2 separate regions of the Homo sapiens genome follow, and region 1 is linked to region 2. Evidence: read pairs that join two places in POLR2A ChIA-PET (ENCODE). Cell type or tissue: GM12878. All regions are shown on one strand. Links, peaks and the distances in the headings refer to the core of each region. The heading gives the core; the rest is flanking DNA. Region 1 holds the start of LINC01731 (long intergenic non-protein coding RNA 1731). Region 2 has its middle 6.5 kb from the start of BCL9.

Region 1 (5,378 bases), core at 218-5,217, 750 kb before region 2:
GGAGAAGATAATTGCACTGTGTTTACCTGAAAAAAAAAGGCTCAAATTTTGAATATAGAGAGTACTTTTTACAAATCAGTAATAAAAAGCAAAGCCAATTGAATTAGGGAAAATGCTTCAAAGCCTGTCTTCTCAAAGAAGGATTGCTAAACGGTGAAAAGGCATTAGAAAATATGCTCAACAGCATTACTCATTAAAGGAAACACAAATTGAAGCCACGATGTGGTACCGTTTTACATCCACCAGAACAGGTGTATTTAAAAAACAGTAAACACCACGCGCTGTCAAGGATGTCCAGCCAGTGGAACTCTCCTTGCTGGTGAGAAAGCATTCTGGAAGAAACCATTTGGCCGTTTCTAATAAAGTTAATATTACACCTACCCTATGATCCAACAATTCCAGTACTTGGTATTCCTCAAGGGAAATGAATGCACGTGTCCACAAAAAGACCTATACAAGAAGAATTTTCGTTCATCTTGTCCAGCAAGTGGCATCGGTTTCCTATCAGCAGGAGTCTGAACACTTCTGGCCCTAGCCTCTTGGTATCAGAGTCGCCAAGGAAATACAAGGCAGTCAGAGACTGGACGGGAGAACAACACATTATTCATACAGAGAGGAGACAGAGCGGGGTGTGGGCTCCGCTTCAGTCTTGGGCGTTGGTCCCCCATGGCCAGCAGGTCCCTCCATTTGGCCTGCACACACAGCCTCTTGAGAAGCAGAAGAAAGGACCCCCGCTTCCTCCCCTCAGTGGGGGGCAGATACAGCAGCTGGCCAGGTGCCAGTTGATGCACATGCTTAAGTGGAACAAAGGGGTACACACCAAGTCTGATCGGGGGAAAGATACTCCCACACAAGGAGGTGAGTCCAGCACAGGCTGTGATGACTCCTTATCTCTCAGGAAGGAAGTGCTCCAGGCCCAAGGCCCATTCCTACGTGGCAGAGTGGAGGTGGAAAGACCCCCGGCACCAGATTGCCTTTCCTCACACTTTGCTGTTGGCATACAAACTTGGTGACGGGCACAGAGACAAGCCATTGTAGGCCACAACAAAGAGTTTGGAGTTTAAAGTCATTAAAAGCTTCTTGTCGTTTCGTGTGTAACAGCCCCAGTGACTGGAAAACAGGTTCTGAGCACACCATTGCCTTCGTGTAAGCCACCACCAACAGGGCTGACTGGGTTATTTGCTCTGTGAGGCTCAGAGACAGGACGGTGCACGTCCAGAGTTTCCCTTGGACTCCTCCCCAGGTTAGTGAGCTGTGAGGTCTCTTTTCCTTACCCCGACGTGCCCCCAGTGACCGGAAGAACGGTTCTGAGCACACCATTGCCTTCGTGTAAGCCACCAACAGGGCCGACTGGGTTATTTGCTGCGTGAGGCTCAGAAACAGGAGGGAGCACGTCCAGGGTTTCCCTTGGATTCCTCGCCAAGTTAGTAAGGTGTGAGGTCTCTTTTCCTTCCCCTGACGCGCCTGGTTGCGGGAGCAAAAGGGAAGAGCTGACAGCCTAGACTAACGACATTGCCGTGACTCGGATTCGAACCGAGGTTGCTGCGGCCACAACGCAGAGTACTAACCACTATACGATCACGGCGAGCCACAGGCTAAACCGCGATGGCGGAGCTTGCTCTAGCCCTTTTGACGTCAATGGATTTCGATTATTAGGCGGATTCGTTCCCAGACAGCCACAGGGGACTCGCGCTTTTCTTTCATGCCCGCTCTGCTTTTCCCTCCCTTCCTCCCAATCTTCATACGTGATGAGAACAATTCTCATCTCCTCCACTCCAGCCTGGGCCTCCCTGCACCAGCCTCTCTCGGGAGGTCTCTCTGTCCTGGTCCGCACCTCCTCTGCTTCTGTGGGGCCTCTCCGTATTTCTGCTTTTCACCCCTCCTCTCTCCCGCCCCACCGACCGAGGCCGAGGTGAGCGAGGGGAGCGCAAGCAGCAGTAGAGAATCGGGTGAAGGCGGAGCCAAGAAGGGGAAGAGCCATCACTAGAGCCCACGGGGCGTTCTGCTTGCTTCCCCTGGGACCCACGCGGCTCAGGCCCAGGGAGTCGCGGACCCGGGCGTTTCCTGGGATGCTGGGTCTGACGCCTGCGAGGGTCAGGACGGGGCGAAGGCCATTCCGCTGCCCTTCCAGCTTCGGAATCACCCAATGCACGGGTTTCAACCGTAGCCAGCAAGATGCGCCTCTCAGGTTTTCCGAGGCTTTAGAGCCTGCACAGTTGTTCTAAAAAAGGCGGTGGCTCCTCCTAACGTTGGATGGGCTCTTGCTCTGCATGGTGATACCAGAGTGAGAGTCGTCTGTCTGTGTGTCTCAGTTGGGTGGTGTGCTTGTTTCCAAGCCCGAAGGTGGGTGGTTCGAGCCTGTTCTATGGAGCATTTCTTGCATTTTAAAAATGCTTAAACCGCTGGCAACTTTCTTCTATCCAGCACATGGTATCATGGAAAGGCAGAGGGAGACTAACTTTACCCTCCTCTCCTCCGTCTGTCGCGCAGGACGTGAGGACGTAAATCAAGGTCCGCTAGGATTCTGGGAACCCTCTCTCTCTCTTTTTTTTTTTTTTTTTTTTGAGATGGAGTCTCGCTCTGTGGCCAGGCTGGAGTGCAGTGGCAAGATATCTCGCCTCACTGCAACCTCCGACTCTCTGGTTCAAGCAATTCTCCTGCCTCAGCCCCCTGAGTAGCTGGGATTATAGGCACGCGCCACCACACCCAGCTAATTTTTGTATTTTTAGTAGAGACGGGGTTTCACCATGTTGGCCAGGGTGGTCTCAATCTCCTGACCTTGTGACCCGCCCGCCTCAGCCTCCCAAAGTGCTGGATTACAGGAGTGAGCCACCGCGCCGCTCTCTCTCTCTCTCTCTCTCTCTCTCTCTCTCTCTCTCTCTCTCTCTCTCTCTCTCTCTCTCTCTCTCTCTCCCTCTCCCTCTCTCTCTCTCTCTCTCTCTTTAACTGTCATTCATTTAGCCCTTTCCATATGCTTTTGAGGTTAAATTGGTTCTGTGATTTTTTTATAATTACATATAATGCTCTAGTCATTCTTGTACGGGCATTTTCAGCCACTGGTCTAAATATTTCTTTAGGCTAGAGGTGCAATTACTATAGGAAGAACAATTACTCTATCATACTGTTCATAAAGTTTTTATATCATTCTATTCTCTCTCTTCTGTTGGCTTATTAGCTATAACTCTTTCTTTTGTTATTTTAGTAATTCCCTTAGGGCTTATAGCAAACCTTTTTAACTTATCACAGTCAACTTTCAAGTGATATTATATCTCACCTTCTGGCCTTGACGCTATAGCTGACATGCACTTTGCTTTTACGCATGTTATAAACACCACAACCCATTGTTATTGCTTTTGTTTAAATGGTCAAATTTTTACAAAAGAAATTTACAAAATAAAAAAATACCTAGTATAGTTACCCATTTCTGGTGTTCTTCATTTCCTCGTGGAGATCTGGATTTTCATCTGGTATTGGATTCCTTCTGCTTGGAGGACTCATTTGATGTTTCTTGTAGTGTGGGTTGACTGGTAGTGAATTCGGTCAGCTTTTGTACATCTCTAAATGTCCTTATTTCACTTCCACTTTTGGGAATTTATTTTTTCTGGCATAGTATTCTACATTAACTTCTCCTGCCCTCAGTACCTTAAAGATGTTGCTTCTCTGTCTGCTCGTGTGCATTGCTGCTCCTGGTAGAGGCCGGCAAGAGCAGAAAGGAAGCTGATGCAATCCTCATTTTTGCTCCTGTGTATGTACAATGTCTTTTTCTTCTGGCCAGATTTGAGCAATGTTATTATGATGTATCTAGGAGTGGTTTTATTCATGTTTCTTGCGCTTTGGTTTCCTCAGCTCCTTGGGTCACTGGATTTATAATTTTTGTTATGATTGGGAACTTTCCAGCTATTTTTCTTCAGAAATTGGCTGGGCACAGTGGCTCACACCTTTGGGAGGCCAAGTCGGGAGGTGTTGAGTGAGGCCTGAAATTCAAGACCAGCCTGGGCAACATACTGAGACCCCATTCCTAAGAAAAATAACAAAGAAAGAAAATAAATGTTTCCTTTCCTCCCTGCTCCTTCTCAGGGACTCCCATTACTCAAAAATTAGACCTCTTAAGTCTGCCCTACAGTTCACTGATAATCTTTTCATTAAAAAAAATCTCTTTTGTCTGTGAGTTTCATTTTGCATATTTTCAATTATTCATGATTCCATGTTCCCTGATCATTTCTTCTGCAACATCTAATCTGCTGTTAATCCCATCCAGCGAATTTATCATCTCTGATATTGTGGTTTTGGTATGATATCGGCTCACTGCAACCTCCGCCTCCCAGGTTCCAGTGATTCTCCTGCTTCAGCCTCCCAAGCAGTTGGGACTACAGGCATGTGCCATGCCGCCCAGCTCATTTTTTGTATTTTGAGTAGAGATGGGGGTTTCACTGTGTTAGCCAGGATCATCTTCATCTCCTGACTTTGTGATCCACTGGACTCAGACTCCCAAAGTGCTGGGATTACAGTGGTAAATCACCGCACCTGGACCCACCATCCCTCCCTCCCTTCCTTCCTTCCTTGAGACAGGGTCTCACCCTGTAGCCCAAGCTGGACTTCAGTGGTGTAATCTTAGCTCACTGCAACCTCTGCCTCCCAGGCTCAAGCAATCCTCCCACTGCAACCTCCTGAGTAGCTGGGACTACAGGCACACCTATAGTCCTGGCTAATTCTTTGAATTTTTTTGGTAGAGATGAGTTTTCCTCATCTTGCCCAGTCTAGTCTGAAACTCCTGAGCTCAAGGGATCAGCCCACCTCGGCCTCCCAAACTGCTGGGATTACAGGCATCTGTTTGTTTACAGTATTGTATTCTCTTGCCAGCAACAAGAGTTACAGTTGCTCTGCATTTTTATAAGCCAGTGGCTTTCCCTGTCTCTTAAATGTTACCCATTCTGATGGGTGTGTTATGGAGTATCATGGCATTTTAAATTTGTGTTTCCTGAATGAGTAATAATGCCAAGAATCCTTTCTTATGCAATTTGGCCATTAAGAAATTCTCTTTGGTAAACAAACACCGTTCAAGTATTTTGCCCATTTTACATTGGCTTGACTCTTTTCTTCCTCCCCAAATTTATACACAAACTTTTCTATTTGAATAGAAAAGTTGAGAAGATAGTACACAGAATGGAGTAAAGAGGATGGAATGGGTTTTTGGAAACCAATTCAAACTTTAAAGTTGTTTTAATATCCTCCATCCTCAAAGAACAATGTATGTCTTCCAAAGACATCCCCTTATTGAAATATGCAGAGAAAGTGTGAGATAAAAGAGCATATACTAAACTCCTCAGAACGTGTTTCTGGAAGTGGACAGGGAAATGGGAGTGGGATAAACAGAGAAA
Region 2 (5,378 bases), core at 170-5,169:
CTACAGCTCTCACCAATTACAAATTCACTTGCATTATTAATAATTTTTTTAAAATGTAAACACCTCTAGAAGGGATAAGGGAAGTCAGCCTTTCCTACTTTAGCATGAATTATTTCATTAGCCTACTTTTCTACAAATTCCTATATCATATCAAACAGCCATTTAGAGTAGAGGGAGAAGAGGAAAACAATAGTAGGAGCAGGTAGATAGTTTTGTAACTTAGAAGACTCCTTGGTGTACGGCAGGCCTGATTTGGGGGCTGTACAGGGCAGTAGAAAGAGAAGGGACACTAGGAAACAAGACAAGCTGTAGGAGGTGAGAAGATGTGAAAAGCAAAGACTTTCAAAACTTTTATCTAGCCCAGCCCAGAATGAATTGAAGGAGCTTCATAATTCTCCACATTCCCTCTCCCTTTTCCTGCATCTGGCACAGGCTCATAATAGGTTCCTATGGGTTCCCTATGGGACTTAATGTTCATTCAAAACATGGGAGAAATGCTCAGATTTCTAAACAACCAACTTACAAAATAACCTTACAAACTATAGCCCATTCATAATTTGACATCTACCTACATGTATATATTTAACTGTGGAAAAGAATGTAGGAGTGGGACAAATGAGACTTCTCCACATTTCTGGAAAGGTGAATTATCTGACATAAAGGAGAGAATCGAGCAGAAAATCAAGAAACAGATTTCAAGATTTACCAGATAAAGGAGCAATTTAGAGGCTGGCAAGATTAGAACTCACCTAATCTGAAAATAGCTACCTCTTACTAATAATAACTATAGAAAAACATAGCACTCCCCAGTGATTAAAAGCCAAGGTAAAATGGCTCGTTTTGGAATTAAAAGATCCAGGTTCTGATATTAGTGTGCTTACAAGCTAAATGACCTTGACCAAGTCTTTTAACTTTTCTGAGACAGTTTCCAATGAGTTACTATGTAAATGAGCTTTACAAGCAGTAAAGTGCTATACAAATTTTAGCTAGTAATATATAATAATGTTTAGTAAGAATAACAGCGCTATGTGCTAGGCATGTGCCTTACATGCATTATCTCATTTAATCCTTGCAATTCACCCTATAAGGGGAGTACTACTATTGGGAGTACTACTAGTGGTGTTTATGTACTTGGTCTCTAGAGCCAGACAGACATGACATTGAGTTACAGGCTCTGCTACTCTGTGACTTTGGACAAGTTACTCAACCTTTCTGAGCTTCAATTTCTTCATCTGTAAAATGAGGATATTAATAGTACTTTCCTCACGGGATTATTTTGAGGACAAAATGAGATAATGAATGCATGTGACATAATTAGCATAGTGCCCAGTACATAAAAAGTAATGAACAAATGTTAGATGTTATATTTGTTCTCATTTTACAGGCTTGCTGAGGTTAAGTACTTTGTCCAGGGTCACACAGTTCATAACTATAAGGGTCTCAAACCTGGTTCTGTTTGACCCAAAGCCCCTGTTATTTCAGCTGTTTCATATTGTCTATCTTGCTATGGATTTTTCTGACCCACAAATAATTGAAGGGACATACTAATTATCATCATTTGTTTTGCCCTTATTAGGTTCCCATTTGAACAGTTAGTCTGTAAACAAACACTCAAGGAAAATATTTTCTACACAGGGCACCTTAGAGAAATGATGTTAATATTTAAAAATACTATTTGAGGCTGGGTGTGGTGGCTCACACCTGTAATCCCAGCACTTTGGGAGGCCGAGATGGGAGGATTGCTTGAGGCCAGGAGTTTGAGACCACTGTGGCCAACATAGTGAGAGCACATCTGTTAAAAAAAATAAAAAATACTACATCAGCGTAGTGCAGGAAGTTAAATAAAAAGCTCAAAAAATTAAAAAATGGAAAAAATAAAAATACTATTTGAAAAGACCCCTCAAAGTGACCTATGGTAGAGTTCAAGCATCTCAGAAAAGCACAGTGACAAATTCATAATTTAGAACTTAAAAATTATGCATTTAAATTTCATCTTTTTCTCTTCTCAGCTAAGCTTCAGGTCAATAGAGAACATTAAGTGGCCAAAAGCTCCAGTATAGAAGAAAGAACAAGGCATCTGGGTAATCCACAAACTGAAATATGTAATATTAGATGGGTAGAAAACTGAGAACTACAGTTCATATAAGCAAAAATATTTAAGGGAACACAACTAACTTATAAATATGTGTTAACAAGAGATTCACATTATTGAACTCTGGTGAGAGGTGGCATCACTGTAGTGAGGAACAGAAATTCCCCTATCCTTCAGAATAAATGAGCGCAGTTTCTTTGTTCTTTTTAAACAATAATAAATCAGAAGGATGGACTCACATATGGGTAGGTTGACAGGATGACCATTCTAGAATTGGCCAACAGACTAAATGCCCAAGATCTTAACACATTTTTTAAAAGCACAGCTTTTTTTTTTTCTGGACCACTTTCTGAAAAAACTCTAATTGTTGCAGAAGACCTAAGAAGGATCCTGATTAACTGATAAGGGAGAGTCAAAGAAATTTGCTTGAGTTCATATGCATTTCATTCGTATTTGTAATTGTTATTTAAATGCATTAACTAATGATAAATTGGAGTTCTGTGCATTTCATGTAGAGATGCGGCACATATGTGTGTGAACACTCACACAGTGTTCCTCTTGTGAACACTGTGAATCCTCAAGTGCTCCTCTTGCAGAAGGAGCAGCCAGGATTGTACCTTATTAGAACCCCAGATATGAAAGTCTTAGAATGTCTATTATGAACATGGTATATGTGTAATAATACAACTGATATTTCAGTAGGACAGAAAAGCCACTTTGTCCTGTCCTAAACTCCTTCTAATGAAGATGTGGAAAGGAGCTTAGAACACTCTGAAAAAGGCCTTATGAATTGATATGAGCCAAAGCAAGGAAGGCACAAACTAGAACAAGTTGCATTTGCTATGGGCTGTGTTTGTAACGCCCCTTCCCTGAAATATGCTTCTGCCTGAAGCTTGCAGCTCATCAGAGCAGAAAGAGGCAGCAGAGACACCAGTGGGAGCAACTGATTTTGGTAAACAATGAACCAACTTCTCCCCCAGGGGAGCAGATCAGAGGAGATGTAATAAACTATGGAGAGAAACTCTCCAGCCATTTGCAGTGACTCATTCGCCAGAAAGAGACTGCTTCTTCTGATTGACCTTGGCTGCTGCAATGGTGTTGAACATGAGCTTACGCTGGCCTTGGTTAATGGGCAGAGAGTTTCAGGTATGACCTGGGGCACTCAGCTGTTCTCAGGGCTGCTTAGATGCCTGCAGAGGCAACAGCTACCTAGGCCACTAGCCACAGCTAAGTAGATTCTCTGCTGAAACTAATCTTGAATTCAGTTTGGACTGATTCTGAGAGGGCTATGTATAAAAGGATTTCTCACCAGCTGGGCTCCAGAGTTCGAGTTGTTCTGCCCTACAGAGCTAGATGGAGATAATTGCTCTGAAACTATTATAGTTGCATTCATAGTACATCTGGATCTGAGGTTGTTTGACCTCTGAAAACCTAAAATGGAAATAATGCAATTATCTGAGCTAAAGACAATTTAATAAAAAGCAGTACTGAAGCCAGGAAAAGGAAATTTATCTTTTATACCATGTCTTTTGCCTAGCAATGGAATGTGTACCTTTCATAAAGATGAAAGATGCATGAAAGGCTGAATAGAAGGTAGTGTTTTTCATTCAGTTCAATAAGTGTTTGCTATTACCTATTACGTGCAAAAGACTGTGCTAGGTCTGGGGACACCAAAATGAGGAAGACTTTTTCCCTGTTCTAAAGGAGCATTTCATCTAGATAGTAGAAAAGAGAAAGATGTACACTAGTAACCATGACACAGCCATCATGAAATAAATGAAGCCAGCAAGTATTATAGGCATTTTGAAGTGCCTGCACAACACATTCCCTCTGTTTTTGGAAAATAATCCCTAGACTACCTGTTCAGTTAAGCTTCTGCACTTATATTTATACTGTATGACCAGTTTCCCTGGCCAATCAGATTCTCTCTCCCATAAATTTATTTATTTATTTTGAGACAGAGTCTAGCTCTGTCTCTCAGGCTGGAGTACAGTGGTGCGATCTCAGCTCACTGTAACCTCCGCCTCCGGGTTCAAGCGATTCTCCTGCCTCGGCCCCTGAGTAGTTGAGATTACAGGCACACATCACCATGCCTGGTTAATTTTTGAATTTTTAGAAGAGACGGGCTTTCACCATGTTGACCAGGCTGGTATCGAACTCCTAACCTCAGGAGATCTACCCACCTCGGCCTCCCTAAGTGCTGGGATTACAGGCATGAGTCACGGTGCCTGGCCTTCTCCCAGATATTTAAAAGTAGGGTTCACGGAAGCTAGTTGATCTCTATTAGTTCTTGAACTGATAAAACTGATGAGGAAAAAAAAAAAGAAATAGACCCACTCAGAGACAAAGAGATAAGAATCCATGTGGCCCAAGCCAGAGAGAGAGAGAGAGAGAGAGAGAGAGAGAGAGAGAGAGAGAGAGAGAGAGAGACAGAATGAAGCCCGAAGCCCTGGTGGAGGTTTCCTGAATTTAGGCACACTAAGATGTTCCTAGTTCTAAATGATTCCCCTTTCTCCCTCCCCCTAGACTGGTTCTAATGGATTCCTTTTGCTTGCACCAATAGAGTGAAAGTGAAGCTTTGTGGTTCAACCCAACCCTTCTCAGTTGCCAAGCACTGTGCTAGTTCTGGATGAACAGCAGTAAATTGAACACGCAAGGAGTTTGAGGCTTCATAGGAATTTTGGTATGGGGGACACCCAGTGTTTAGTATATACTATAAAGAAGTGCTGAGAGGACTCTGAGGAGGCAGCAACTTTTAATTCTTCAGGGGGATTTTAACAGGTGTGGTGGGATCGTGCATCTCAAGAAGAGGAAAAGGCGCTTCTCACTGAAAAGGGACGGAGGTTATATTAAGATGTTACTTCTACGCTTCATTGCCCCTCTAATCTTCAACCTGGCTCCAGAATGGCAAGCTAGTTTGCTCCCTGTGACCTACAGGCCAAATCCAGCCAGCCACCTGTTTTTACACAGTACAGCAAGCTCAGAATGGTTATTACATTTTTAAATAGTGGTTGGAAAAAAATTAAAAGAATATTTCATGGCACCTGAAAATTATAGGAAATTCAAATATCAATCTCCATAAAGTTGTATTGGGGTTGGGCATGGTGGCTGACACCTGTAATCCCAACGTTTTGGTAGGCAGAGGTGGGAGGATCACTTGAAGCTAGGAGTTCAAGACCAGCCTGGGCAACATAGTAAGACCTCATTTCTACAAAAAAATTAAAAATTAGCCAGGCATGGTGGTGCATGCCTGTAGTCCCAGCTACTCAGGAGGCTGAGGCAAGAG

Evidence for each region. Peaks named below come from ENCODE experiments on the same cell type or tissue, not always from the same donor. Only the 100,000 strongest peaks of a DNase experiment are listed, where the experiment ranks them.
Region 1: POLR2A ChIA-PET joins it to region 2 with 12 read pairs; 2 of 35 experiments call an interaction of 5 or more read pairs at or near these places.

What each region holds. Positions count from the first base shown.
Region 1 is chr1:148,277,572-148,282,949 of GRCh38, reverse strand. It overlaps LINC01731 (long intergenic non-protein coding RNA 1731), which reads left to right and starts at 1,727. Exons shown (of 5, transcript NR_183739.1): 1 at 1,727-1,912. It overlaps LINC02806 (long intergenic non-protein coding RNA 2806), which reads right to left and starts at 3,682. Exons shown (of 2, transcript NR_187239.1): 1 at 3,419-3,682. It overlaps TRH-GTG1-3 (tRNA-His (anticodon GTG) 1-3), which reads right to left and starts at 1,585; the gene lies at 1,514-1,585. In GM12878, for the core only: a CTCF peak has its summit at 2,254; a DNase peak (open chromatin) is centred at 2,299; H3K4me3 peaks cover 430 bases.
Region 2 is chr1:147,532,339-147,537,716 of GRCh38, reverse strand. No RefSeq gene overlaps it. Among named protein-coding and RNA genes, the nearest start is that of BCL9, 6.5 kb to the left of the region's middle. In GM12878, for the core only: no CTCF peak of the experiment used is centred there; no DNase peak of the experiment used is centred there.